Regions from separate parts of the Homo sapiens genome. Here regions 1 and 2 are each linked to region 3. Evidence: read pairs that join two places in POLR2A ChIA-PET (ENCODE). Cell type or tissue: CD4-positive, alpha-beta T cell. All regions are shown on one strand. Each heading gives the region's core, and the rest is flanking DNA. Links, peaks and the distances in the headings are about the cores only. Region 1 overlaps RUNX1 (RUNX family transcription factor 1). Region 2 overlaps RUNX1 (RUNX family transcription factor 1). Region 3 overlaps RUNX1 (RUNX family transcription factor 1).

Region 1 (7,925 bases), core at 1,468-6,467, 93 kb after region 3:
CCAATTTCTCAGAAATTTTTTCCAATGGAAAGAAACTATTCCTTGAATATTTAGAGCGACTTCACATAAAAAGTGACTGTTAATAAGGTAATCTTGCAATATGCTTGATAGTTATTTAATTTATTATTAAGTTGTATCTTACAAAGGAGATAAAATGTATATACTGAGGAATAAAAGAAAACTTCATCGATTAACTTATAGGCATGATTTCAGAGACATTATCCCCAGAGCCTATGAGTCACTGGAGGAGTTCCAGCTCAACAATAGATTATTGTACCTTTTTTTTTTTTTTTTTTGGCTGATGGCCACAATGTTACAATGGCATGTTCCCAGGTCCATCTGTGTTTTTAAATATTACAGTAACAATAACAATAATAATAATAATTGAGTATTAAGAAAAGATGACATTAAACAGAGAATGTTGCATAAGTCAGTCCAGCAGAATAAATGATAACCTAGTCTTTGATTCAGTGAGGCTTTATTAGGTGACAGGTGACAAAGATTGGACCCATGTGTGCATAATCTTGCGTGCTTCAGGCCAGGCCTCTGTCTGTGTAGGGAGCAAAGAGACATGGCACGCCTAGGTCAGTCATACAATAGAATCCTTTGTCTCCCCTCTGTCTGTTCTGTGCAGAGTTTTTTAAATAAATACTTTTTAAAAAGCCAAATAGAGAATCATTTTCAGTTTTTAAATCAAATTAACCCCTTTTCCCACTAAACCACCATAAATTATAGTCTGGATAGGAAGAAAAAAAAAGAATTCTTTTCAACTGTCAAGTATTTACATAGAAATTACAGAAGATGTTATATGTTCTGCTAAAACCAGAGACGAATGCTTCGAGAGCTTTAAAACAGAGTCTTTTCTTTTCCACTCCAGCCGGCAATTACAGCAAGCAGACTGCACCCATGGGGTCTCCCGGCCAGGATCCTGCTAAGCGTTCTATCTGTCGATATTTCTTGCCATGCTGAGACTTTCTTTTGCTTTGTGCATTCGAGTGTTCTTGCAGTCCCATCCCTGGGCAATTAGATGAGATGCCACACCTGTAGCAGCCTCGTACATTTACACAGTTAGCAGCTTTTTATCACAAATGCCTTCTATGGGGACGCCCATCCTGTTTCCATTTAAATTCGTGAACATCTGTTACACAGGAGATGGGTTAGCTACCAAGCACTACTGTTAGATTTCTCGCCAGCAAGTCTCATTCCTTCATGTGGTTTCTGTTTTCTTCTTTAAACAGTTAATTATGTTTTATTCTTTCTTCTATAAAAGCTAAATTTAGCCAAGTTTTGTACTAATTTAAAACATTTTCTGGAAATGACAGAGTGCTATTTTTTTTTAAAAAAGAGGGGGGCTGAATTCTAAGTAGTTATCACAAATGAATATGAGGGGGGAAACGAACATGGCAGCTTGTGTCTTTAAGTCTCAAATTTTATTTGATGTATGCAGACAAACAGCACTTGAGTCATAAATTCAATTCACAGTCATTACTCACATATGTGTTGTGATTCAAAGGGGGGCTTCTGGGAAGGGGGGTCTCCTGGCTTTTTATCCCGCCATGTTAGTCACCTCTTAGTGTGGACTGAAAGTAAACTCCGAATTCTGTTTGTCACTGGCTGCAGCTGAGTACAGCCGTGTGCTATGTATAAACATTGGCAGATGTACTGTTGTGTATACCAACTGCATTAGCCCATTTGCTGTTTGGAGGTATCTATTATGTTTGCTTTTTAAGTTTTAGTCAACACGTTAATATAAGGAGGAAAACTATAGCTCTAGTGGACATGCTGTATCCCAGTGGTTCTCACCTGGGAAAGATTTTACCCAGGAAGGGACATTTGGCAATGTCAGGAGACATTTTTGGATGTGACATCAGGAGTAGGGGAGGCTAATGGCATCTAATAGGTAGGGGTTAGGGATGAGCCAAAACATCCTACAATACACAGCATAGCTCTCCACAGCAATGATTCATCCAGCCCAAAATGTCAAGAGTTCTGAGGTTGAGAAACCCTATGTTAACCAGGTTACAAAAAAAAAAAGTGTCTCAACTTGTTCACTGAAGGGCTAGCTCAACTATTATTGTCATTCACAGCAATCATATTCTTACCACAATACTAAAATTCCTGAACCCGAGAGTTTTGTTGAATATGTTCAAAGTCATATTTAAACATTATTTCATTTCTTTCTTCAACTTCCATATACCGTATGTGTTTGTGAAGGTATTATCTGTGTAAAAAATCAGAAACTAAGAAACCAGGCACTTGACTCTTAGGATGTTTGGATATCAGAGTCAGGATTTAAACCAAGGTTTAAGTCCAACCACATCCCAGTTAGGAATCAGCAATGCTATGACTCCGTGAAGGAAATCATGGCAGTGGAAGGAGAGCTCACAGCTGTAGGACCCATTTCTCGGTTGTCTTCAGGCTCCCAAAGAACACATCAACTAGAATCAGCTAACGCATGAGTGACAGATTATTTTCATTATAGAAGTGTATTTCTATTTGCTCTCTAAGCCTCTTTATTAATTTCACTCTTCAAAACATATACCACTGGGTTAAGAATTCATTAAATGTAAAGATGTCACATTTTGAATCATCAAATGTAGAATAAAGACAGAATCAAAAACATGAAAAAATAATAGCAGTAAGGGAGAGAGAGGGAAAATGAATATGGGGAAGTCTAAAAAATGAAAAAGGGGAAAAATGAAGGAATATGCCTGCTGTTTCCTAATGAGTAGCTGAAAGTCTTCAACCTATGAAGCCTCCTGGATCATCTGCCAATTGTTCAACACAACTCCCACCCCTGCCTTCATCCTCTTTCCCTGATTCACACCCTCATGGCCTCTTTTCATTACAGTCAAGGTCCATCCCAGCTTTGACCTCATGAATCCATTATGCCCTCCTCTGTTACTGCTAGACCTGCAGACCCAGTGTCCACAAAGATGCTCCTATATTCTTTATTCCTGCTTCTCTGGAATGGTTTTAATGCCCCCTAAAGCACCAGCATGTGAATCGACCTTTGTGTTCATATCATGGAGTCCTCTTAGCTCCTTGGTGCCTCCAAGGCCAAGCTTCCATCACCTGCCAAGACACAGCGAGCTGGACCAATATTTGTGTGGCAGGTTGGGTGTGACATGAATGTCAAAGCCACCCTGAATTGAGGGATTCTGCTCCCCTTTGTTGAACTTCCTTTGGGTGGTAAGCCAGACATTGTCATTCAGCAAACATGGTTTCAATAAATATCTAGATGCAATCAAGAGAAACATGAAAATGACATGGCCTCAGTCCTCCAAGAGTTCAAATCTAACAGAAGGGACAAAAAGTGTCTTAGCCTAAGATGATTAAAAAAAAATTAAAAAAAAACTTGACTCAAAAGCTTATATGCTTTTTGGGGTGGGGCAACAGGGTGTACAGTCCCAAGGAAGTAAAAGTGAAAGCAAAAGAAAAGGCACAGAGCTAGTCACAGCTCATGAGAAACTTAGCTAAGCCTTTGCTCTCTCAGGACATACACAGAAAAGCTGTACGAATCTGCTGTGTCTTAGAACAAAGGCAAGCAACTTATCTGCTGGATTCTCCCTATCCACTGCCTCTCATTGATCAAAAGTTCACCCAATACAGTATTAATTCCCCCTGCACTTGCAAGTTGTTACCTGGAACCCCCAGGTAGCCACTGGGAAATCCAAGCATCTCTAAGTTCTGGCCAAGTAGCACATAGGTACAGCTGACTCCTCTTGTCAGTGAGCATCACACATGGGAATTCTTTGGTCTGTGATGGCAATAGCAGCAGCTGTGGCTTTATGACAGTATCCTTTGCCCCATTTCCAAGGCCACCCAGACCCAGAAGCAAGACAAACTCCCAGGCACTGAGCCAGGAAGGTCTGGAGTGGTGCGTGAACGGGGTCCATCACACCAGTGAGTTCAGTGCAGTGTACTGCATGCCCAGCCAACCCAAAGACCAAGGCAAGACCTAGGAACTTTTTATTTCAAAAGGAACATAGGTCTTGAAAATACTCTACTTTCAGCTACTATACGTCGAACACAGTAAAACAACAGTATTTGTTCCCTTTTCTGGTAATAAATCCTAATGACTCCAGCTTGCCAGAAGTCATAAAAAAAACATCAAAACTTGCTGAAGGATTGATAACATCCCACCACTCATAAAATGTCAGATGTTGGATTCATTGTTAGTGACCTAAAACATTAGAAACTTAGATTCAATGGAAAATAAGTGTAAACACATCAGAGCAACACAGCCTAGCTCTGGATGTAATTTGACCTAGTTATGTAGACATTTGGAAACACTGGCTTCTACCTGAGGGGCTACTTGTAGCATGTAACAAGGACGCATCTCACAGTACTCATGCACTAACAGCTCTGCAGAAGGGCACTGAAGGTTGAGGAAGAGGTGTTTAGTTTGAAACAAGTCCACCATCGAGATGTTCCCAACCACTAATTTTCCAAGATAAACTGTTATGTCCTGTGTGTATAGCTTTGCAATCCTGATTAAAGCCAACAGCTTTGGGTGAACACACACCACATTATACCCATATCTGTCCCACAATTTTTGTGCAAACTCTCTTAATACCACTTCAAAAGCATGTGATCATTATGCACACGTACATGTACGTACTAAAGTGAGAAATAGGAGTAGAAGTGAATGCATAAAAGAGGATGCACATGCAATAAGAAGAGAGATGGGTATAATGTAGGACAGACTGGCTAATTGGTCAGAAAATCATGGATGAGAGAAATGGGTAAATGGGAGAGGAGTATGGGAAATGCCGGGGGTAATGAGGTTCCACTAGGCACCGTTGGTTAACATGAGATCAGAAGCATGGCATGAGCATTTTCTAGAATGTATCACTTAGTAGTGAGAGACAGTGTGGGGAAACAAACAGGGGTAAAATTTAGAAGGAAGGCAACTTGGATTTGAATCTCAACTCTACTACTTGAGTTAGTAACCTCAGTAGAAGGGGTATAATATTGTCCCCAATATTAGGGAGCCATAAAGATTCAATGATACATTGTATCACAAATGATATCACATAATGGACTCCTCAATAAATTGTAACTGTTTTACATAGGTAAAGATCACCGGCATGGTTTTCTAAAAGAAAATCATAAATCAGCTATATGGAAAGTGATATGCAGGAAGTAGTCGTTTAGAGGGGAGAACCCACAACCCAGCAGTGGTATAATGGTAGGTTTGAAGAGGACTGGAAAGCTATGTCTGAACTGGGGACATCTCTACAGAGGGCCCTGCCAACACCTGAAACTTAGAATGTATAAAATATAACTTGTCCTCTTTTCCTCAAAACCAGCTCCTCCTCCTAACTTTCACTTACTCTTTCATTCATTCATTAATTTATTATCATATATTACTCAATAAACATGTTTATAACATCTATACTGTAATAAGCACTCTACATGAAAACAGATAAAAAGAATACAACTCTCTATAAATTAATTACCTTCATTATAAATTAAAACACCCTCTCAATCATCCAAAATGGGAATCTCATGGTTATCATTTGCTCCAAGGCAGTTCTAATGTTCCCACATCTGCACTGTCCTTACCTTTTCTTATTTAAGCTCCTAGTTTATTGGTTATCCTCCCCCACTTCAGTCCATCTTACATATGGCCAAGTTTGCTTCCTAAAAGTTCAGATGTTGTCATATTGCTATAATGCTCAAGACTCTTCCACTCCCCACTGCCTAAGGAATTCAGTACAGACTTCTCAGGGCGCTTTGAACACAAATCCAACCACTCTACGCAGCCCTATCTCCCACTGTCCCCTCCACAAGCTTCATTCTTTATTAAGATGGGGACTATCTGGTATGCAGATAGCCAGCCACATCTTCCCCTCTTGCCTGTTGCAGACATCAATAATTGATCACAGCACTCATTCTTGCTGTGCTCAGTTGTGGTCTCAGTGTCCTTCCTTCAGCCAATTCCAATCAATCAGAGTTGGGACCCCAGATAAACCTTATTTGGCCATCCCTCCTCTAGTCATCTCATCAGATAAAAGAACCACAGTCTATTTAGGCGCATATATCACGTTATATACATATAAAATATAATACATATACGTGTATATATAATGTAATACATATACATGTGCATAATACATATACATTATATACATATATAATATAATATATACATTATATATAATATATTGTATACATTTATATATGCTTTATATATAATATATACACGTGTATATATTATATACATGTATATATTATATATACACATATATATACACATGTATATATATATATAAATGTGTATATATATATAATGCATGTTGATTAACTTGTTTTCAAATGCAGACAACCCTAGCAAACAAAGACACTACCTTCCAGACGCTTAGAAAAATAATAATATTATTGGAGGGATTCTAAAGAAGTGAATCACCTCTAGGCAGCACAGATGTGTAAGGAGGATTAGCACAACCCAAGTCAAAATTCCTTTTATGCGTTCATCAGAATGCTGGGCTCCAAGAATCACATAGAGAAACTCAGAGGTAAATTAGATAATCCTTCTACTAGACAACAAAACCCATCTGATTCCGGCCCAAATGAGAAGTGGGTGGCAGTGATGGGGCCTCTCTTGCCAATTCTAGCCAGCTCTGTCTGCTACCATTGTGACTGCTTGTGATCTCTTAGGATATTGGATGTGAGTTGCCTGGCAGATTCAACCAAGAAAGTTTGGAAGGTTAGGATGAGGAACTGTCATCTTCTTCAAAAAAAGTCTAGGAAGAAATGGGTGACCTTACAATTGAGAAACTACTTCTATATATGGTTCACTTGCAGTTTTCTTCCTTGTCTTTTCTCAAATCTCAAAATTTTATCTCTGAAAGGAATTGGGTGGAGTGTGTGTGTGTGTGTGTGTGTGTGAGAGAGAGAGAGAGAGTGTGTGTGTGTGGCAGTGTAGCCATTCAGTATTCATTCCAATTGAAGAACTCAATATGAAATCTAGAACTCTGGACTCTAAGTGGTGCAACAGAAATTTCCACGATTATGTAAATAGTCCATAATTTTACACTGCCTAATATGGCGGCCACTAGCCACATGTGCCCATTGAGCACATGTCCCCTCTTGCCTGTTGCAGACATCAATAATTGATCACAGCACTCATTCTTGCTGTGCTCAGTTGTGGTCTCAGAGTCCTTCCTTCAGCCAGTTCTAATCAATCAGAGTTGGGACCCCAGATAAACCTTATTTGGCCATCCCTCCTCTAGTCATGTCATCAGATAAAAGAACCAGAGTCTAGGTTCATACTATTCAATGGCTAATGTTAGTTGTAAAATTTTATTTATTTATTTATATATATATATATATATATACATACACACACACGTATAATATACATATATAATATGTATATATAATATATATACATGTATATATGTATATATAATATATATGTATATGTATGTATTTTTTGAAATTTGGTTTTTGCAGCTAAGAAATTAATATTAAATGACATTAATTTAAATTCAAATATATATATTTATTTTTAAATATATATCTTTATGAGATATATTTTCATGAGATATGTATATATATGGAGAGAGAGAAAGAATTTATTCTTGAAACATATGTCATTCATTTGTCCTTACAAAATAAAGAGTTGTATCTTATTCTTTTGCATCTACTATAGGGACTAATACTTAAAAGGGGATATATGAATACTTAAATACTAGGAAAGTTTCAGAATTTTCCGGGATGACAACAGTTCAAGGAATACCTGGATGGCAGCTTCAGGAGCTCTGAAGAGCTCACTGTAACATAAGGAGTTGTATGTGTGTGTTAAAAAGGATAGACAGTGACAGCAGAAGTGACTTGGGTAAAGAATATTCAACTAAGGTCTTTTGAGAGGCTGTAAGCTGGTTCTTAGCCTCATCTCTTAAAAAGCCAATTTT
Region 2 (7,925 bases), core at 1,872-6,871, 52 kb after region 3:
TCCTTGCCTTGATCTGGCTCACAAAATGAGCAGCAAATGTTGAAAAGTTTCGTGCTTTTTAACCAGGAAACACACAACTATGAAATATGTGAAGCTGCAGTAGACAAGTTTTAAAAAAACAAAAACTTTCCAATAAAGTAATGGTCTCCCAGTGACATCTTGTTATACTGGTAAAAATAGATCCCTAACTTTGACAGTATATTTTTCCTTCTGGGAAACTACAAATAATAACACATCAAAATTATGCTTTTTGTCACATTCCTGAGGACAGTAAAAATGAAAGGAAAGTTTATTTTTTATTTGTAAAACAACATTTCCATTCATTTATTCCACAAGGACCACTTATTTTTGAGTTCTGTAGAAAACTAACGTAGAATGAGCACCCTCATACTTATCAATAGAAAGTAAGTCATCATGGCAGAATTTTTTACAGATTTCTCATTGGTCAAAAAATACTGTTTATGGGCGGGGCGCGGTGGCTCATGCCTGTAATCCCAGCACTCTGGGAGGCCGAGGCGGGCGGATCATGAGGTCAGGAGATCGAGACCATCCTGGCTAACACGGTGAAACCCCGTCTCTACTAAAAACTACAAAAAATTAGCCGGGCATGGTGGCACGTGACTGTAGTCCCAGCTGCCCTGGAGGCTGAGGCAGGAGAATGGCTGAAGCAGGAGAATGGTGAACCTGGGAGGCGGGGCTTGCAGTGAGCCAAGATCACTGCCACCGCAATCCAGCCTGGGCGACAGAGAGAGACTCCGTCTCAAAAAAAAAAAAAATGCTGTTTACTCTAAAGACATTGGACATTTTACACATTGCCTCATGAATCCATGATGAAAACTATGAAGTAGATGGAATAACAGTTACCTTCCTTACATAGCAATAGGTCACACTAGAAGGATGTTGGAAGAAAGATGGAGACAGCTTTTTGGCCTCTCCAGCGACATTCTCCATTCAGGTTTACAGCCAAGTCATTCCAGTGTGTTTCCAAGCTCCAAATATCTTTGTAGAAGTAACTTCTAAAAGTATGTGTGAAGTCACACATAATCCAGTCTGGATCAAATACCTGACTGTCCCCACTTCCATGTGTATATGTTGTAATGACAGTTTAAAGTATGTTTTGGGATTGAAATCCTACCCCTCTCTCCGCAAAAGCAGGTAGTAATAGGTTAAAAATGATGAACCATCAAATTATAGTTTTGGCTGATAGGAGTCTTGGAGTGACTTGACCAAAGAAAAATTGTATAAGATTGTCAAACTGCTTGGTACCTAAATCCATAGCCCAAGCTCAGTGAACCAAGATAACCCTCCTGGGGTAGTTTTCCAGAGCTTGTAAAAGCAGTAAGTTTTTTCCTCTAAATGGAAGATCATTGAAAGATAATAGCAGTTCACCAATTATTATTATATTGGCTCAAAATTCCCTTCTTCAGAAGGATGAGCCATCGATCTTTGGGTACAGTGGGGAATTCAACACCGTGTAGACTACTCTTATTTTTCAAATTTTTCTTTTCTTTTTAAAGACAAAATGGATAATTTTGATTGATTAAACAGAAATTCACACAATAGCCATAGTCAGTAAAACGGCAGCAACAACAAAACACAACATTATATGCTCAACCACTCTAATTTATTAAATTATACAGAGATTTCTCCAAAGAATATCCATTGAATTGGTGAAGATAAATATTTTCACAGCTATTACTTAATGGAAGGAACATTTCCCCGTTTGAGTGAGGTAATTTGGATAGCAAGAGTAAATTCAAGACTTCAGAGGCATACTATGTTGATGCTCACCCTCACACTGCTATGTTTTGTGAGATCCACCTCTAGCATTTTTTTTTTTAACTTTTCTACCGATATCACCTAGCAGAATGCGTAGCAAAAAATAAAGGCAGATTATTTTACAGGAAACACTGGTAGCCTAAGGGACGTATAATAACCAACATGTAACTGATCATGGTGCTCTAGCAATATTGTCTTCCCCAGTAGTTCTCTAGGTTCTCTGTTTGATTTTTGAATCAAATCTTTCACATAGCCTATCAATTGTCAACCTATTTGGCTAGGAGATTGTATCCGTCCTCCCTTCTGTGACGCAGACTTCACCAGACATCAGAGAGCTTCCACGGTGTTCGTCAAAATGTCATGGCAAAGCAAGCTTGGGCCTACACCATGCAGTCCCAATGGGAGCAATATTGCACCCAGGGGGATGAAAATTAGTATTCAGGGATAGAAAAAGTCTTACAATTATAATGACTTGTGGACCTCCAAAGCTCAATCCTACTGGATAAAACTTATTCCTTAGTGTTTTACTTCCCTCATTAGGGAGAATTTAAATTTAATTTTATTTTTCTCCTGGAAGGATAGTGATCATGAAAAAAGGAGCCCATATATTTGAGGAAATTTTTCAATTTGGGAAAGGCAGTTGATGATATACTCTTGCAAGATATGTGCTAATAAATACTAACTTCAAAATGTAAGCAAGAGCTTTGTATTAATCTGTAATCTCAACTAGATCTCATTGAGCTTGAACAGTGTGAAAATGATTAGCTTTTCTTCTGTAATTTTTTTTTTTTTTTGGAAAGACCAATTGATGTATTTTTTTCAATCTCCCTCCAAATTTCCAATAAGACACAAGTAATTTTCAGAGTTAAACTCTGGCTTTCACCTACATTTTGTCCTGATTTTGTGAATACTGACTCAAAAATATTTGATAGCTTTCTTCTGCAGATAAAACACAACTCAACTGGCCGTGAAACCAAGACCTTCCATAATTTAGTCTCAATCCATCTTTCCAAAATTACTTTCCTTAACTCTCCTTTATAAACTCTTCACTTCAACAAATAATCCTCTCTCTTCTCTGTTTTCAGCCACCCTGTCTCCCCTCCAAAACTATTTCCGCCCCCCAAGAGCTACACACCCAACTGCTCTTCTGTGTCACAAATGTCACTGTTTTTACAAAGATTTTTGCAATTGCTACCCTCTCCACCCCTCCTTCCCTAGCTAGAAGCCTTCTCTCCCCTCTTCTAAACCCACACAGCTCACCATTTGGACAACTTTTAGGAAGTTTAGCACTTTCCACCACACACTATTGTTTTAAGTACAGTCACCCCCCAGTATCCATGGGGGTATTGGTTTCAGGACCCCTCTGGAATAACAACATCTTCAGATGCTCAAGTCTCTTTTCTAAAATGGTGTAGTATTTGCATATAACATGTGCACATCCTCCTGTATACTTTAAATCAACCCTAGATTACTTATAATACCTAACATAATGTAAATGCTATGCAAATAGTTGTTATACTGTATTGTTTAGGGAAGAATGACAGGAAAAAAGTCTGCGCATGTTCAATACAGACAACCATCCATATATACAGATCTATACGTAGAGAGATCCACAGTTGGTTAAATCCATAGAAGCAGAGCAGAGCTTCTTTATGAAGCCAAATATGTATCTTCATAATATCCCGGAGGGCAGAACTTCGGTCTGATTTGTAGGTATTGAGGTCTAATGAAAATAGCTAGGGAAAAGATCCAGGGGGAAGTCTTTTCCTCCACCACTTACTAGCTGGCTCTGCCTAGTATTACACTTGCTTGCCTTCTCTTTTAGCATATGGGCAATTTATCCAATCACTCTGAGCCTAGTTTCCACATCTAGCTGGCTCTGCCTAGTATTACACTTGCTTGCCTTCTCTTTTAGCATATGGGCAATTTATCCAATCACTCTGAGCCTAGTTTCCACATCTATAAAATACGGTGAGAACTTAATAAGTTAAAATTTCTAGCACATAGTAGATATTTAAAACATATTAAATAAATTCATGCCATTATAACGTCACAGTCTGTTACTTAAAATGTTTTCCTCAAAAGTCTCAATGGCTGACTCACAAAAACAGATTTGTTAATGGATCTGTTAAAATAAACAAGAGCAAAATAGCCTTTGCTATTTTTGTATAGTGTTAATCATTCTGTTCCTTAAAGAAAAGTCCCAGGGAACTACTTAGTGTGGGGAAGGCCGTTTCTAGAAGGAGTGCCGGCAGAGAGCAGGAGCAGGAGTTGGCATCACAAAGCTGGTGCTGTCTTCATCTACACCACATTTCATGTCAACTTCATTTTATTCATTTTGTGCCCCTCATCTGAACCCTCAGTTTCAGGTTTGGGAAACAGAACCAAATGGAACATGAAATGTAAAACAAGGTCCAGCCAAACACAGTGAGCTCTCTCCGGCTTCAAGTCAAAACTTGGCTGAACCACAAAGCTTCACCTGGTTTTGAGTAAAAACCACACTGAACCACCTTTTTTTTTTTTTCACGGTTTCGGTTTGCAAATGGGGTTTCATGCAAAGCTTGCCCTCGTTTCCGTAGAGTTCCCTGGCAGAGGACAGGCAAGTCTTCAGCTAATATGGACTCTGCCCCATGAGCACCCCTGGCCAGCCTGTGTGGAGGTGACTGGTGGTTACTTATTGTTCGGATCTCAGAAGGCCTGGGTGTTGAGTAGTCTTGCTCGTGTGATGATTAAGATGACAGAAAACTATCAGGCATATCAAGAAGAAGTACAATCAGTTAGTTTCTCTCTTTGCACTTGGCTTTTACGAAAACAGAGAAGAAAATTTTTGAAAAGCCATGAATTTATGAAGGGGTGGGAGGAGCATAGCCTAAAGCTCCATCTACGTGTGGAGGCAAAGAGATCTGAAACAATTCTTTGGATAATCCAGGCCAAAATTCCGATTCATCAGAAATATTGAGATAATAAAGGCAAAGTGGGCTAGAAGAGTGCACTTGTGGAAGTATGAAAACAAGCTCAATTTTCCCCTCAATGTGTAAATGTAGATAAAGCCATCATATCAGCGATGCATTTCTCCCTGGAGACTTGTAGTGGATTTGGTGTCATTCATGTGCTATGCTGGCAATAGTAGAAAGGATTAAAATGTTCCTTAGAAGCTAACAGTGTCAGATGAGCCATTTGCCCTGGGTGGTGATGACATTTGGGAATAAGGTTTAATATAAAGTGTCTCCAAACTGAGTTTTCTATGACATGGAGGGAGGTTTGTGTTGTTCTCTTGGTAAATTAAACTAGTACTTGGGATTTACAAGCAGATTTATAGGAGGATTGTAATGATGAATGCATGAAGAATGGATTGGATCAGTGATAAAACATTTATTATATCAATACATGCAAAGTTTGGAAAACTGTAAGAGAAAATAAATGGCCTCTTAAAAATCACTTATATATGTATAGTATCATAAAATTCACATACAAAAATTTCCCACACATGATGACACTGGATTAGTCCTGGAAAGATTATGTGACTTGTCCAATCCAGGTCAGGAAGCCAGTACGTTGCAGGGATTTGAGCTTCCCTCGTTCTTCTCCATTCACAGACAAAAATTTGTCCTTGGCATGATAACTATGTAGCAAGGGAGACAATCAAATACACCAACCACTACAATATAACATCACAGGCACCAAAGTGGGACTATCTTTTAGAGATGTGAGGGGCCTGAATAAAAGATTCCTACATCTGCCTCCTCCCTTTGTCCATATAAGCATGCAGGACTGAAAACTATGAGATAGTCTCTAAGAGACAGATGGAGGGAGAAAGAGCCTTACTGCCTATCTCTAGTGAGCTGGGGAATCCATTCAAGTGATTAGTTTGGGATATATTGGTTTTGAGGATTCCATGAAGTACACAACAAGAGCTCTCAAGGTTCTCCAGAAATGTCAGTCTAGAATTCCAAGGAAATAGTTCTGGGCTGGAGACATGAATTTGGGAGTCACTAATGTAAAAATAATAGATTAATGATCTCACCCAGAGCAAGATGTTGAGGGAGAAAAGTCAAAGGGAGCATCAGGCTCTCTCCAACCCGTGGGTCCAGTTGCATGCAACTGGACAATGGGATTATTATAAAAGAAGATGCCTGCCAAATGATGCCTGCTGTATGGAAGGCTGCACACCACCAATCTCATTCTTTGTAGAGTTAATCAATGCAAAGTCCCAAACCACTTGGTCATTTAAGTAGAAAGTCTTGTCTCTCTAAACCTAACATTTCAACACCTTGCTTATACAGAAGATCAATCAAGAGAAATGTTTTATTTTATGATAAGATTCACAACAGAATTCTATCAAATAGCAAATGTCTTTAGTGATGGTAACATATGATTCATTTGACAAAGCACAAAGCAAAAATTGCATTTATCCATACTTTTTAGGAACAGGAGTTTGCTTTTGGTTATTTTCATTTGTTTGCTGTATAGGGCAATGTATATTGTACATTTCTTTGAGTAGATAATGAGCAAGTGGACACATGAGGCCAGAGATATAAATAATTTTTACTTCCAGAGGTTATTTGTCATGGAACCTAGTAAAACTTCTATTTATTTAATTACCATAGAATTGGAAAATGTTTTGCCATAGAATATTGATATGAAGGCAGAAACCAAATGGACATTTCCCTAGATGAAAAGTATGAATTCAAGGCCCCCAGTGGTCAATGTTGGGCTCCTTAGTTCAATATTTTAGGAGTCATCTGAAAGTCAGAGCAGGACAGGCAGTGAAATTTCCAGTTTTTCTGGTAAAAATGAGCTTATCCAGGTGCCATATAAATGGAATGAACTACAGAAAGATTTGGGTAGTGGATATAAAAATGCCATGTAAACTTGAAAGTTGGCCTGTTAATGTGTTCAGGAGAAAGTGTTCTAAACTATATTTTTAAAATTATGGTCTCTAAGAGATCAGTTATAACCCTGCAAAGGGTCATTAAAATCATGCCTGAGATCATTCCTCAGTGAAGACATCAGTGCAATCCACTGCTTCATCAGGGTAGGCCACAGAAATCCTTTATTAGGCACTGGTGAACCACACAACATGTTGTTATGCTTGTTCTGTAAAATATGTGGTGCTTGAGGTTTGATTGTTGCAATTCATGGGCTCCAAAGAAGCCTTTCTGTCCCCTCTGAGCTGCCGGAGTTTACCTCCCTATCTCTTGCCCTCACATGGGAACCTGTGCCCTACCTTCTGGTGTAGTTAGGCCTGTATTCCCTCCTTCACTTCAGTGAAGGCTAGATATGCACCTTTCCTTCTTTGACAAAGACTTTGTTCATAGTATGTACGCCATACATAATAAATGATGGAAGGGTGGGTGGATAAGATAGATGGTGGTTGGATGGATGGATGGATGGATGGATGGATGGATGGATGGATGGCTGATAAAAATTTTAAATGTATCTGGAAGGTGATAAAAATGATCCAGATAGTAAAGTACCTTCTTAAGATAAAGCAAAAGAATTATCATTCTTTAGAGTGATTATAAGGAAGAATTAATATTAACAAAATTCTCAATGTTTGGCCTTTCCCAGGATTCTCCTTATCAATCTATTATTTAGAAATCAATTAAGGGAAGTTAAGAAATTTTAAGTTACATGCTATATCTTTTAAGATCAGAGTCTTCATTGGCAGCTACTGTGTGTCCTCATAAAATCTTCTTTGATAAAAAAGAACTGATCTAACACTGTATTTCTTCATAGCTCTAGGAGCCTAATACTAATAAGTCAATTCAAACTGTAGATAAGCACAGCATAGTATACATAATCCCAGGCATTTTGGACACATTCTTCGACCTCCCTGAGCCTCAGTTTCCTCATGGACACAGCTGAAATAAATGTATAATACCTACATAAACTATATACCAACATAACCTTATAAGTTTATGAGGATCAAATGGGCGATAGATATAAAACCCTTAGTTTACAAACAGCTAGTAAGTAGTTGAGCCATTACTGCAATCCAAACTTATCTAGCTCTGGAGACCTTTTTTTTTCTTTTAATTTTGAAATAATTTGAACGTACAGGAAAGTTGCGAGAGTAATACAAAGAATGGCTGTATACTCTTCACCCAGATTGACCAACTGTTAACCTCTTGCTACATAAGGCC
Region 3 (7,925 bases), core at 1,430-6,429:
CTTCTCCATGCTTGTCACCTTAAAATATCTTACACCAGTGGTTTTTTTATTTTTTATTTTTTTTTGAGACAGAGTCTCACTCTGTCACTCAGGCTGGAGTGCAGTGGCACGATCTCGACTCACTGCAAGCTCTGCCTCCCAGGTTCACGCCATCCTCCTGCCTCAGCCTCCTGAGTGGCTGGGATTACAGGTGCACACCGCCATGCCCGGCTAATTTTTTGTATTTTTAGTAGAGACATGGTTTCACCGTGTTAGCCAGGATAGTCTCGATCTCCTAACCTCGTGATCCACCCGCCTTGGCCTCCCAAAGTGCTTGGATTACAGGCGTGAGCCACCGCACCCGGCCTCACCAGTGGTTTTTACCTGGAAGAAGGAGGCAGTGTGAGGAGGAAGGGGGTCATTTGGCACTGTCTGGAGACATTTCTAGTTGTCACAACTCAAGGGATAGAGGGGACTGTACTAACATCCAGTAGGCAGATGCCAAAGATGCTACCAAACAGCCCACAATGCGCAGAACAGAAATGTGATCGTGACAAGGTTGACAAATCCAACCTCGTACTATTACCAGGATCGTGGTTGTAGGACTTGCCAGAGTCCTAGAAGCAGAGTTGGGGGCACCACTGAAGTGGTGAGGAGGGTGCCAGGTGACCAATAGAACCATGCCAGAAGCCCAAGACGGAAGAAATTCCTACAGAGGTCAAAAGATCCCCTTAAGAGAGAAGCTAAGCACTAGGACCAGCAAGCTGGACCAGGAAGAGCAGTAGGCCTGTGATTGGGATGGTAGTGAAGGTGCCTGAGGCAAGGAATGGCTAGGAACACTAGGAAGCATTTCTCCAGAAAGATACCTCGCCAAGGGCTGGGGCCCTGTAGGTTGCCAGCACCAACCGTGTTCCAGGCTCTCTCAGGTGGTCTCCATAACTACCCCACTCACCTGCCCAATGCCTTAGAAGCCAACATTGTTATGCTGGCTCTGTTAATGAAAACACTGAGGCTCAGAGTTTAGATAACAAAAATTTTGAAGCTCAGAAAGGCTAAAGAAGAAAACCAAGGTGACACGGCCAATGATGCTAGCTGTGTTAGGATCAGAACTGAGGTGTATTGGCTGCTTTCCACTAAACCATGTTAAGCTAACTTACTAGTATACTACTGTTCTTTCAGTCTGCTTCATTATATGTAATACACTTGAAATTTCCTTTAACTTGAGCTTGGAGTTGGGCATTTGAGTTGACAACCCATCAGGCAGAAAGGAAGAAGGGAAGCCAGCCAGAGTGGAAGAGATGGTGGAGCAGAGATGGTGGAGAGAGGCCACCAAGAGCTCCATCACTAGGCAGTGAGTGTGAAGGGCAAGCATCCATCGTTTGGCTCATAGGTTTGGTGACCTTGATTTCAAGTGGAAAATTAACTATATTAAACAAAAAGGAACCCCTCTCCAATTCACACTGCAGACAGATGAGCTAGGGGTCTACACTCCCTTTTTCCCACTTCCTCTGTGTCTTTGATGACTGTATAACCAGATTCTCATGACACTCTCACCACTACCCCATTTCTCTTCCCAGCTTCTTCTGATCCTAGACCCATAGAGAGTGTCCCTGCTTAATAACACTCTGTAAAACATGTTGGTGATAGATAAGCCATCGGTAAATTTACTGAATGATCCATGTGGACATGACACTGCGTTAGAAAGTAGTCTTGAACATAAAGATTATATAGCATGAAATGGCTTCAGAGAACTTACTGTCTGGTCAGGGAGGCAAAGCCTAAGCATGAGAAATATTCAGTCAACAAAATGAGAATCGAGTGGCCTATCATTAATACCACAGCAGTGGCAGACCAGGAAAGTAACTGCTTGCTGAGTGGGAAGCCATGATCTGAAGAGAGTTCGGAGAGGAAGATGGAAGTCATTTTATTCCAGGGCTGGGGAAAGACAGAGGAGAAGAAATGAATGAGGCAGCCAGGTGGCTCCAGGAGTGCTCAGAGGGCAGTGAGGAAGTCACTGAGGCTCGCCTGTGAACAGCAAAATTGAAGCCAGGTCTTTGAATGCTGCAGTGAGAAGGTTGAACTTAAACCTGCAGACCAGGGACTCCTAAACTTGGCAGTACATAAGAATCCTCAAAGCGTTTGTTAAAATGCAGGTTCCCGGCACCCACCCTGAGAAACCATGATGAGTGAGGCAGAGAGGCCCAAGAATCTGCATCTTAATAGCCCTGTAGTCCCAGCCATACTTTAAGAACCTTTCTGTAACAGGAAGTCTTTGACTGGTTTTGATGAAGTCTAAATGAAATCTTCAGGAAACTTCAGGCCTAAGCAAAACTGAGCAGAACCTATTTTTACAGCTGACAACTGGCACTGCCTCTGGAGGGACCTCTATGTTCTAGCTGCTGTCTGGAGATTTTATTCATATACCATGGATTTCTTAGTCTAGTCTCTCAGTTCTCAGATACTACTACTAATTAAACATGACTCAGAAACATGCATTTTTAAATGTAGGCCACAAGATCCTAAAGCCAGTCTGAGATAACATTGGATCTAGAATATTCAAATATGGGCTCCAAATTCTGTACCATTACACAAAACCATTCAACTTCTGAAAAATGTGGACACGTGTGAGTTCTACCTGCAAGATGCAAATGTTTCATTGATAGGAAAGAACCTGTGGTTGGGCTGGGGTTTGTGTGTGTGTGTTTATATTTATTTGCCACATCCCACCCTTCCTCCCCCATCTCTTGGCTCAGAACCTAACTTCAACTCTCCCGAATCCCCAAGGCCACTCCCAACTAGGATTTTTTAAATACCTTAACCATTTCAAACTTTCCTTCCCTTTGGAACCTAAAGGAATTTCATTTTCCATTTTCCATTAGCAAGGTGGCTCCAGTTAAACCAGGGCCTCAGGAATAAATACAGCTTGGTTTAAATATTTGCACATCTATTAGGTTTTACTCTAAAGCAGACTGTCCCGACGACGCCTTGCTATTCACAGTGTGGTCTTTGGACTGGCAGCATCACTACCACCTGGGAACTTGTTAGAAGTGCAGAATCTGAGGCCTCAGCCCAGACCTGCTGAATCATCGTCCCCATTTGCTCAAGAGCCCCGTGATTGGCCTGATTTTCATGCACATAAAAGTTTAAGGAGCCCTGCCTAAATCTCCCGCCTCCAAGCTGTCCCCGAAATGTTGGCCTCTCTGCCTCTGGACGCTTGCAGAGATGGGGTAGTGGAATCAGTTTCATGTGGGGGTAGGGTGCGGGCTTCACCCCCTCCCTTCGCCCCCTGCCCCTCCACCCTGCCCTTCTTGATGCTCTCCCAGCGGCTGCACCTGCAGAGTTTTCACTTCTCTGGGAAGCCTCTTGACACAGACCCCGTCCTTGCCTCTAGGGTGGGGCCGCTCTACTTCTTTTCTTTCAAAGAGCCTGGGATGCTGACAGCCTCAGATGGAGGCATCCTGTTTGTCGAAAAATAAACCGGCAGTTAAAGCAGGGTTGCGAGAGCGAGAAAACCACAGGCCTGCGCGCCGCTGATAACGCGCGGGCAGGCAGCTTTTGCAGAAGTTCCGTCGCTGCGGCGCGCTGCGCACCAGAGCTGCGCCACCGCCTCCCTTCCTGTCTGGGCCGCTCGCGTCCCCGCCGTTTCTGGCTGTTGCTTTCTGCGTCGCTCTTTCAGTTACTTCGCCCATTGCTTTTTCTAAAGGATCCCCTTGCTGCTCCGCCATGAGGGATGGATCCACCAACAAGTCCCCGGGCGGATGCGCGCAGATCCTGGACCCATAGGAGGCCAAAATTTACGAGCTGTCATGAAAATGACACCGTTTAAGAGAAGCTGAAGTTGCTTTCTCTTCTGCAGTATGTAATGCTTTGACCTGGTTAAAATAAATAAATAAATAACAATTTAAAAAGAAAGAAAGAAATACAGAAAGACTACATCCTCATGAGGCCTGTAATGCCAAAATGAAAAGGGACCCCAAAGTGCAATATCCAGATTGCTTTTCTTCTTGGAGAGAGTTGACCTGGCCTGATTCTATGCGGTGAATAACTAATTATCAATCTTCCCCTTTTGAGGGGTATTAAAGCCTCTTTCCCCATTTGCCTGTTATCAGATAAGCTAGGCAGATGAGAAGTCAGTGGGTAACCACAGGTATAACCACGATATTCACTGGAAACCAAAAGATTTGACCCCCCGAGGTAAAGAATGTACTTGAAAATAAACCTGAAAATAGTTTTACAGGAGCTGAAAAACTCAGTGTTCCCGAATCAGTAATACGAACTTCTCTGAGCATTAAAAAGTACAAGCACTCCTAAAAAGGACATCTTGAGTCACAGAAGATGATGCCTGTTGGGGTTGATTGAGTCCCTTTGGAAGAGACCCCTGTGCCACGGTGCACCAGAAAGTCTCCATCATTGTTGGGGCCTCTGCAGTTGTTCCAGCTACCCAGTGCTTTTTTATTATTCTTCTTGTCCGAAAACATAGAGTAGAAACAGTCCATACTCATTCCTTAATCTTCCTGTGTTCATAACGAGCAAGCACCCTAGATGAGTAAGAATCTACCTTATTTTTAAGAATTAGCAGAGAACCATATGAGTTTCCCTTTTCCTCCCCTAGAAACGTCCTCAGGTTGGCTAACTTTCCTATTGAGCAATTCCTCACAGCAATCACTCCGCACACCTCTCATCTGAGAGGCTGTCTTCCCATTCCTATGAGCTTTTCTTCCTCTGTCTCATGGCCTCACTCCTAATTATTCATGTTCTCCTGCTGAAGGCCCCTTGACCTAAATATAGAGACCCGTATATTTTGGCTACTCATGTATAGACCCTAATAATGAATAACTCAACTTTATGGTGACATAAAGGAGGAAAACTCAGGCCAAAGAATGTTTAATTCTTAGGGAAGAAGGAGAGAGCTGGCCAGGGATAGCGTGTGCTGGGTGTTAATAGCCACGTGCATAGCCTGTTGGGGAACTTGGCTCTCTCTTGAATCTGGTGCAGGGCATCGGAACGTCTGGGGGAGGAGCAGATAGGATGCTGCTCAGGTTGAACAGGGCTGGACCATGAGAGCTTTGAATGCACTCAAGAAGGAACTTTCTTCAGTGGGCCGGGGCCAGGCCAGATTGATGAATGATCGATTCCTATTATTTACCTTGAGGTCCTCATGGAGATATTTTAAATGGACTTCTTTCTCATTTATAAACTGTCATAAACAAATGACTAAAAGATGTCTAAGTGGTGACTAGAAAATAATAAACCTCATTTTAGCCATATATTTCAGAATTTACACATCTGTTATTGTAGTGTCCTTCAAAGTCATCCCCTGGGAGGGAGAGGGAGCACCATTCTAACAGCACCATTATTACTTTAAACATCTTCGGATCTGCTTTTTTGAAATGACTTTCAGAGTTAGTTTATTGGCTAAACAAGTAAATCCTCCTTACTTTTAAATCACACCTCATTTTTGAACAAGACAGGTATTGTCAAGCTTCCTTGGTCACCTTATTTGTCACCAGTCTTGATCTTAAATGCCTTCTGGCTGTTTCTAAAAATCAGACCCATCACTTATATTCCAGACATTGAGGCTATTCTAAAGCATATGCACCATTGTATGAATTCTAACTGGATGCTGAGAATTTCATCATCACTAGAAAAGAATGTCAAGTTGCAAAGTGACTAGGATGGAAGAGGCAGTATTAGCTACAACATCTTAGGTGTATGTTTAAAAAGTAATCTCCAAATTAGTCACACCTAGTTAAAAAGAAAATAAAAGCCTGGTGCTGTCATACTGTAGTACTTTCAGGGCAGGAACCTAACTATATAACTGATCCTCACTTTCTGAGAAGTTAAAAGGATGGGATGCAGAAAGTGAGTTAAAAGTCAGTTCTAAGTCTTTTGAAGAATGCCCAGAGGTCTACTTTTACCACAGACATGCTCTGATTACTAATAGCACACACATAAAGACATTGTGTTGTATTAGGGTATTGGTTAGGTTGCTATGAGAGAGAGATTCCAAATTATCAGGGCTTAAACAAGATAGAAGTGTGTTTCTCTCTCTTGTAGAAGTCTCAGTAGATTGGCATGGCATCTTCACAATCACAAAGAACCAGGTTTCTGCTACCCTGATGGGCTGCCTTCTGCAATGCCTGGCATTTACCTCATGGCTCAAAATGGGTGCTCCAGCCCCCAACATCACATCCACATTCCAGCCAGCAGCAAGAGAGAATATGGAAGGGGAAGATCTACTCTTTCCCTTGAAGAGCAGGATCTGAAATTTGCCCAGACACTCCTGCTGACAAATCATTGACCAGAACGTAAACAAACATATGGAGGCACCTAGCTGTAAAGTAGGCTGGGAAATACAGTCTTTTGCTGTGCAGATATGTGCCAGGCTAAATATTTATTTGTTTATTGATTTGTATTTATTTAATATGTTGATATATATTTATAATTAGTATATAGTATATATGTAAACTATATAAATATAGTAAAATATATAATAATTTAATACACACATATATAATAAAATATATTTCACCTAATATTTAATTTATGTGTTTATTATTTTTACAAAAGAAGTCTGTGACACCATAAAACTGGTACCCACAGATGCTCTCCTTATTCTCACTTCCACCCATCCTCAATTGTGTACCCACTTGTGAGCCGTCACTCCTGTAAATCAGGCAATGTTGACTGGATTCCTGTGCCCCCCTTTCATTTCCCACCCTCAGGCTCCAGTCCTGTCTTTATCCAGATGCATTCACAGCTGGAGACTAGCCAGGAGAGAAAGCAAACCATTGGCCTCAATGAGGCAGGGCTGGAGACCAAAGTGCAGGGAAGCCCTACTCTGCCCTGCTAGCCCCGCAGGTCAACTTGAACCACCTGAGTGCCTCTGGCCTCCCGGCTAGGGAGGAGACAGTCATCCACAGTCCAGCCCCCTGCCATGAGCTGCAGCCTCAGTCTGATCCACCCACCCACCTGGGACAGGGAGAGAGTGACAGAGGAGAAGGGAAATGCTTGCAGGTGAAAATCTGCCTGCTTTTCCTACAGCAATGACATATGGGCTTCGAGTAGTTTCTGTTTGCATCATCTCACAAGACTTGATTGTTAATTTTCCGGAGTTTTGCAGGCTGGCAGTTAAACAAAGACATCATGCAAAATTAAATTATGCAAACTTAAGAGTTAAACAAAGGCCAGGTGTGGTGGCTCACACCTGTAATCCCAGCACTTTGGGAGGCCAAGGTGGGCTGGTCACTTGAGCCCAGGAGTTTGAGACCAGACTGGGCAACATGGCAAAACCCTGTCTCTACAAAAAAGTACAAAAATTTTCCAGGAATGGTGGCATACACCTGTAGTCCTAGCTACTGAAGAGGCTGAGGCTGAAAGATCACTGGCCCTGGAGACTGAGGCTGCAGTGAGCCGTAATCATGCTACTGTACTCCAGCCTGGGCAACAGAGCAAGACCTTGTCTCAAAAAAAAAAAGGTCAAAATCACTAAAAAATAATCTCCGCCTTATTATTATTATTATTATTATTATTCAAACAGAGTATCATTCATGTTGCCCAGACTGGAGTGCACTGGCGCGATCTCGGCTCACTGCAACCTCCACCTCCTGGGTTCAAGCAATTCTCCTGCCTCAGCTTCCTGAGTAGCCGGGATTACGGGCACCCGCCACCACACCCCACTAGCTTTTGTACTTTTAGTAGAGATGGGATCTCACCATGTTGGCTGGGCTGGTCTCGAATTCCTGACCTCAGATGATCCGCCCGCCTCAGCCTCCCAAAGTGCTGGGATTACAGGCCTGAGCTACAGCGCCCAGCCTCTGCCTTATTATTTTATTGCAGTTTACAAAGATCTATATGCACTTGTTTCTTATCTCTAAATGGTGGAAATGCTCTAACATAGAGTGTTGCTGTGAGAGGAACTATAGTGATCAGCAGTGATTGCTGAA

The links. Peaks named below come from ENCODE experiments on the same cell type or tissue, not always from the same donor. Only the 100,000 strongest peaks of a DNase experiment are listed, where the experiment ranks them.
Region 1: POLR2A ChIA-PET joins it to region 3 with 36 read pairs; 8 of 35 experiments call an interaction of 5 or more read pairs at or near these places.
Region 2: POLR2A ChIA-PET joins it to region 3 with 27 read pairs; 10 of 35 experiments call an interaction of 5 or more read pairs at or near these places.

Annotation. Positions count from the first base shown.
Region 1 is chr21:34,929,692-34,937,616 of GRCh38, reverse strand. The region is part of intron 2 of RUNX1 (RUNX family transcription factor 1); the gene reads left to right. Among named protein-coding and RNA genes, the nearest start is that of RUNX1-AS1, 97 kb to the right of the region's middle. In CD4-positive, alpha-beta T cell, for the core only: no CTCF peak of the experiment used is centred there; a DNase peak (open chromatin) is centred at 3,426; H3K4me3 peaks cover 966 bases; H3K27ac peaks cover 3,189 bases.
Region 2 is chr21:34,970,777-34,978,701 of GRCh38, reverse strand. The region is part of intron 2 of RUNX1 (RUNX family transcription factor 1); the gene reads left to right. Among named protein-coding and RNA genes, the nearest start is that of RUNX1-IT1, 65 kb to the left of the region's middle. RefSeq lists enhancers at 4,123-4,212, 4,343-4,392 and a silencer at 4,236-4,530. In CD4-positive, alpha-beta T cell, for the core only: no CTCF peak of the experiment used is centred there; a DNase peak (open chromatin) is centred at 4,301; H3K4me3 peaks cover 931 bases; H3K27ac peaks cover 1,108 bases.
Region 3 is chr21:35,022,483-35,030,407 of GRCh38, reverse strand. All of the region lies in intron 2 of RUNX1 (RUNX family transcription factor 1), which reads left to right. Among named protein-coding and RNA genes, the nearest start is that of RUNX1-IT1, 13 kb to the left of the region's middle. RefSeq lists a cis regulatory region at 3,500-3,517 and enhancers at 3,436-3,580, 3,234-3,736. In CD4-positive, alpha-beta T cell, for the core only: no CTCF peak of the experiment used is centred there; DNase peaks (open chromatin) are centred at 2,257, 2,667, 3,057, 3,537 and 1 weaker place; H3K4me3 peaks cover 1,823 bases; H3K27ac peaks cover 4,498 bases.